Linked DNA regions of Homo sapiens: region 2 is linked to region 1. Evidence: chromatin loops called from intact Hi-C (ENCODE). Cell type or tissue: transverse colon. All regions are shown on one strand. Links, peaks and the distances in the headings refer to the core of each region. The heading gives the core; the rest is flanking DNA. Region 1 overlaps KCMF1 (potassium channel modulatory factor 1). Region 2 has its middle 16 kb from the start of TCF7L1.

Region 1 (2,921 bases), core at 124-2,623:
CAACATGTGAGTGTGTGTGTGTGTATTGGGTGTGTGAGGTAAAAAAGTTTCTCTATATAGCTCATGAAATCTCAAATACCACCTATAATGAAAAAGGAACAATACTGAATGTATATTCAGCACATCAAAGGTTCCTTTTGGATTATTAGTTTTACTCTGTCTTCAAGCTTCTTTCCAATGCCGCTGCTAAGCAGAAAACAGATTTGCATTTCTTGTATAAGACACACAGATAGATTAACATGACATTTATCACGAAGAAAAATTCCCAGCAGCCTCAACCGTCTTACACAGCTGAGTGTAAGTCAAACTGAAAAAGGTCCTGAGTTGCAAATAGCTGTCAAAACTCATGAAGACAACCTTACGTTTCCACAAAGGCAAATGAGAGGTGGGGGAGGCCAGATCATATAGAAGAGATTTTTCCTTTAAAGTACCAAACAGACCAGCTTTATAATGCAGATTAATTTTTTGGCTGGCTTCTCAGTTTTTCAGCTGATGGTTCTGGAGTTATTTAAGGACCGGATGGGTAGCTCCAAGAGGCCTTCAGGTGTCACGGTACATGCCCTGTTCCATCATATTCATGAGGATGGTTTGGGTTCTAGAGAAAGTGATATGATCATATTTATATATTTGATAATTTTATATTATGATTATATATACATATATATATGTATCTTGAGACAGGGTCTCACTTTGTTGCCAGGCTGGAGTGCAGTGGTGCAATCATAGCTTACTGCAGCCTTGAGCTCATGGGCTCAAGTGATCCTCCTACCTCAGCCTCTTGAGTAGCTGGGACCACAGGTGTGTGCCACCAGCTGAGCTCATTATTTTGGTAGAGATGGGGTCTTCCTATGTTGTCCAGGTTGGTTTCAAACTTCTAGGCTCAAGTGATCCTCCCACCTTGGCCTTTCAAAGTGCTGGGAGTATAGGCATGAGCCACTGTACCCAGCTGGTGACAGTTTTAGACGAACAATTCATAACCTGAAATCAGAAGCATTGAGTCCACAAAATTAATCGCTCTGGTAGGCCAGTAATCTCAGGGAACACTGCCAGAAACTGTTGAGAGACAAGGAAGGGAATGCAGAAATAAAAGCAAGAGGCTGGGCGTGGTGGCTCACGCCTGAATCCCAGCACTTTGGGAAGCTGAGGTGGGCAGATCACCTGAGGTCAGGAGTTCGAGACCAGCCTGGCCAACATGGTGAAACCCCATCTCTACTAAAAAAATACAAAAATTGGCCAGGCGCAGTGGTTCATGCCTGTAATCCCAGCACTTTGGGAGGCTGAGGCAGGCAGTCAGGAGTTCAAGACCAGCATGGCCAAGAGACCAGCCTGGCCAATATGGTGAAACCCCATCTCTACTAAAAATACAAAAATTAGCTGGGTGTGGTGGCGGGCACCTGTAATCTTAGCTACTTGGGAGGCTGAGGCAGGAGAATTACTTGAATCCAGGAGGTGGAGGTTGCAATAAGCTGAAGATAGCACCATTGTACTCCAGCCTGGCTGACAGAGCAAGACTCCGACTTTTAAAAAAAAAAGAAAAGAAAAGAAAAGCAGGAAAGGAAATTTAAAGCTAGAGCTGACCTTATGCTATCCTACTCAGGAACTCGGCAGGAAATGGCTCTCTCTGGAGAAGGGGACCCCAAAAAGGAAAGGAACACCAAGATGCACACCTGTCCCCACCATCTCACCACACCACACCCACAACAGGGTAAGGCAGCAGAGGAACAGAGAGGGAAAGCAAATAATGCCTCTTCATATTTAACTAATTAAATTTTAATTTGGATTAACATTTTCCTCTTTTGTATGAAAACGCCATCCTGGAAGACACAATTTGGTCAAACTGCCTTAAAAAAAATCTAATTGTAATGAACTAAAGATGAAGGACAAGTCAACTTTCACTTAATGAAAATGGTTCATACAATGGTGATAGTATATAAAAAGAGAAATAAATTGCATCTCAGCACTGAGTCACTTTTAGGAAAAGTTCAAATAAGTAAAAATAATTTGGACATTACTTTTCCTCTTTTGGGGGATATGATCCTTAAAAAAAATCAAAATGACAAGCTGGATGCAGTGGCACATGTGTGCCTATAGTCCCAGCTACTCAAGAGGCTGAAGCAGGAGGATCACTTGAGCTCAGGAGTTTGAGACCAGCCAGGTCGACACAGCGAGATCTTGTCTCCAAAACAAAAAATCAAAATGACAAACATTACAAACAACTCTTTTCCTTGTCATCTCTTAAAAGGATATTAAATCTCTAGGGGCTCTGTGTTCAAGTGTAAGATGAGCTGCAAAGTCATCCGTGACATGATTAGGATCGCCTCCAGGTAACGCTGCACATATTGGACAAATCTGAAATGGAAGTAAAGAAAGCAGCTTAATAAATGAACGTCAATAAGACATCTTTCTGGACGAGTATTCTGCTGTAAGTTTTACTATTATCAAGTTTTAACCAACAGAAAACACAGCAGATCCTAAATCAGTGAAAAGCAGTAGAAACCTAAGCAAGAACTGTTCACACAAGGTCCCTCAGGGTCAAACACAACAGTTTCAGACACACCAAACTTGATCTCTGGCAGGGCCTTCTAACAGCCTGCCTGATTCATTTGTATGGTCTAGCAAAATAGTTTCCATTAAAAAAAACTTTAAAATGTGCTATTTAGTGCACATTTACGTGTAAGTCCAGTCTTGAATGGTAAAGACAGATACAAGCCTATGGCACACTTCTCCAAAGCAAGCTATACTTGAGAGCCAATTCCCAAATAAGACAGCAGAGATCTGATTAAATGCAACTGTGCAAACATTCAACAGACATGTTGAATGTAAGACAAATTATGATTACTGATAATATGCAAATGTGGTCTATAAATTTATGAATGTGACTTCCAAGGGGAATATGGTATGGAAGCCCATTTTTAAACCTT
Region 2 (2,921 bases), core at 218-2,717, 73 kb before region 1:
TCTTTCTTTCTTTCTTTTTTTTTTTGTTTGAGACGGAATCTTGCTCTATCACCCAGGCTGGAGTGCAGTGGTGCGATCTCAGCTCACTGCAACCTCTGCCTCCCGGGTTCAAGTGATTCTCCTGCCTCGGCCTCCTGAGTAGCTGGGATTACAGGCGTGTGCCACCATGTCCGGCTAATTTTTTGCATTTTTTTTTTTTAGTAGAGACGGGGTTTCACTGTGTTGGCTAGGATGGTCTTGATCTCCTGACCTCGTGATCCGCCCGCCTCAGCCTCCCAAAATAAAGAATTTTGATTTCTTAAATAACATCATTATTAGAGTAAAATGGCAAGCCACAGACAAGATGAAAATATTTGCTTTACACATATCTGACCAGAGACTCATTCGGAATATATGAATAACTTACACAAGCCCATAAGGAAAAAACCAGACAACCCAAGAAGAAAATAGACAAGATACTTCACTGGATACTTCATCAAAAAGTATATCCAGATAACCAAGAAGCATATGAAAAGGTAGTCAACGTAATTAATGCCTGACAAATAGTAGATGCACAATAAATACTTGTTGCATAAATAAACTAACAACTTCGTGGCCATTATTATTATTTCCACTCTTCTTTTTTTTTTTTTTTGAGATGGAGTCTCGCTCTGTCACCTGGGCTGGAGTGCAGTGGCGTGATCTCGGCTCACTGCAACCTTCGCCTCCTGGGTTCAAGCGATTCTCCTGCCTCAGCCTCCTGAGTAGCTGGGATTACAGGTGGTGCCACCACACCCGGCTAATTTTTGTATTTTTCGTAGAGACAGGGTTTCACCATGTTGGTCAGGCTGGTCTCGAACTCCTGACCTTGTGGTCTGCCCGCCTTGGCCTCCCAAAGTGCTGGGATTACAGGTAGTGCCACCACACCCAGCTAATTTTTGTATTTTTCGTAGAGACAGGGTTTCACCATGTTGGTCAGGCTGGTCTCGAACTCCTGACCTTGTGGTCTGCCCGCCTTGGCCTCCCAAAGTGCTGGGATTACAGGCGTGAGCCACAGCTCCCAGCTGATTTCCACTCTTCTATAATGCCTCAAAACTTTCTCCAAGACGTAAGTTCATGAATTCAGCAGCTACTGACCTAGTGGTAAGTTTGCCCAGGATATGGTTTGTGCCCTGGGGAATTTGCAGTCTCTCAGGGAGGTAAAACAGAGAGAGCCATGCAATGCCCTGGGATAGCACCAGCTGCCCCTCATTCTTACCTTCTCTGCTCCCATCTGTGCAACTGCAGACCCAGGGAGATCTCACTGTCTCCACCCTTGCTGGCCCAGCTACCCTTTACACCTGACCCCTTGGGCCTATGGATCTCCCTGACTTTCATAGCCTGGAAGAGGGCAACTTCCTGTACTTCTTTCTTCAGTTGAGACCAGATGGGAATTTCCTTAAAATATCTTTTATTAGGAAATCAAGGTAAAGCGATGACAAAAATGCTCAAAAGACAAAAGCATAAAAATGGAATGGTTTATAAAATCTGGACTTTTCACCTCAAAGTCTTGCTGCAATCATGTTTTTTGAAAGGTTAGTTAAATGCTCAGTGACATCAAGTTCTTCAACAGCTGAACTTTTGCTGCCATGATATTTGAGAAGTAAGTCAATGCAATAATATTCCTGTTCTGAGTTTGTAAACTGTAATCAAATTAGAAATTAATAAATATGTGTGTGTGTACACACATAACCTCTAAGATTCTGTCACCTCCTTTACATTTAATAGAGGTTGCAGATAACTATGTAGCAACACAGACAATGCTAAGCAATAAATAGCACAATGGAAAACTATAGGTACCAGATCATTACATTACACATATGGACAAGGTCTTTAAGGAAAATGAAAATGTGTTCATGTCGTGGATGAAGTGGGTGATTTTTCCCCTTTTTTCAAACATCTTTCATTATTTTCTTCATGCTACTCTAGCAATACATAAAAGTCACACAAAGATTTGATAGAGCATGAACATAGTGGAATGCCAATTTGTAAACTGCTCCCAAGTCCAATTTTGTGCTGCTAATTTTAAAGCTAGTGCTATTTTCTAGTAAATAGAATATATGTAGAAGTCTGCATTTCTTTTTGTCGATTTGACCAACATATTTTAGCATCATCTGCAAACTGGCAAATAAAGTATAAGTCATAACAAATGGTTTTTGTTCTAATCTGGGATAATTTCTTGCGGCAATCACTGGTGGTTGTTCTGATACACCAGGAATGGAAGCTGAGGGGGTGGAGAGGGGGTGAGGATTTGTTTTGTTCTTATCTTGACTGCAAAGTCCAAAGCTATTTACTTTTTTGTTCTAGATTTCTTTCGCAGAGCATTAATTACCTGGAGAAATTTTTTCCTAATTGCAGTTTTTTTTTGGAGGGTAATCATTTCTAAAGAAATAAATATTCCTTCCAGGTGGCTCAAAATGTTCCTGGCATGCAACACCAGTTTAATATAACGTGTATATTTTAAGTGTTTTCATATTACTGCATGCCTGTTCATGACAAATCTGCTGTGGTCAGAATGAATTTTTTTAGTTACATCCTTGTGTCTTTTTGCAGATATGGAATTAAATCATTTTATGGGTAGGTTAAGATTTGAACAAGAGTGCATAGCCTACTTATTCCATGAGTTGAAGGATTTTCCCATCTACCAAAAATTGCACTGAATCACCTCAATAAATGTTTATTAAGCATTCTTTGGATTTTAAAAATGGATTGTGCATCGACCTGTCTTTCCTATTGTTGCCAGCATGAAGAACATGGCCAACTGAAAGCTGTGAGGATTTGAGTTTGCATCTGGGTTCTAATCATTACTATGTGACTCTGGACAAGTCAGCTTAGTATTCTGAAGCCTTGGTTTTCTCATCTATGAAACTGGAAAACAGAACCATGAAATGTCTTGTCTGGTC

The links. A loop is a pair of places that touch in the nucleus more often than their neighbours do. Peaks named below come from ENCODE experiments on the same cell type or tissue, not always from the same donor. Only the 100,000 strongest peaks of a DNase experiment are listed, where the experiment ranks them.
Region 2: it touches region 1 in a loop (14-fold over the local background); 1 of 110 quality-filtered maps calls a loop at or near these places.

Annotation. Positions count from the first base shown.
Region 1 is chr2:85,042,992-85,045,912 of GRCh38, reverse strand. It overlaps KCMF1 (potassium channel modulatory factor 1), which reads right to left. Exons shown (of 7, transcript NM_020122.5): 4 at 2,248-2,349. Among named protein-coding and RNA genes, the nearest start is that of LINC01964, 23 kb to the left of the region's middle. In transverse colon, for the core only: no CTCF peak of the experiment used is centred there; a DNase peak (open chromatin) is centred at 1,072.
Region 2 is chr2:85,115,753-85,118,673 of GRCh38, reverse strand. No RefSeq gene overlaps it. Among named protein-coding and RNA genes, the nearest start is that of TCF7L1, 16 kb to the left of the region's middle. In transverse colon, for the core only: no CTCF peak of the experiment used is centred there; no DNase peak of the experiment used is centred there.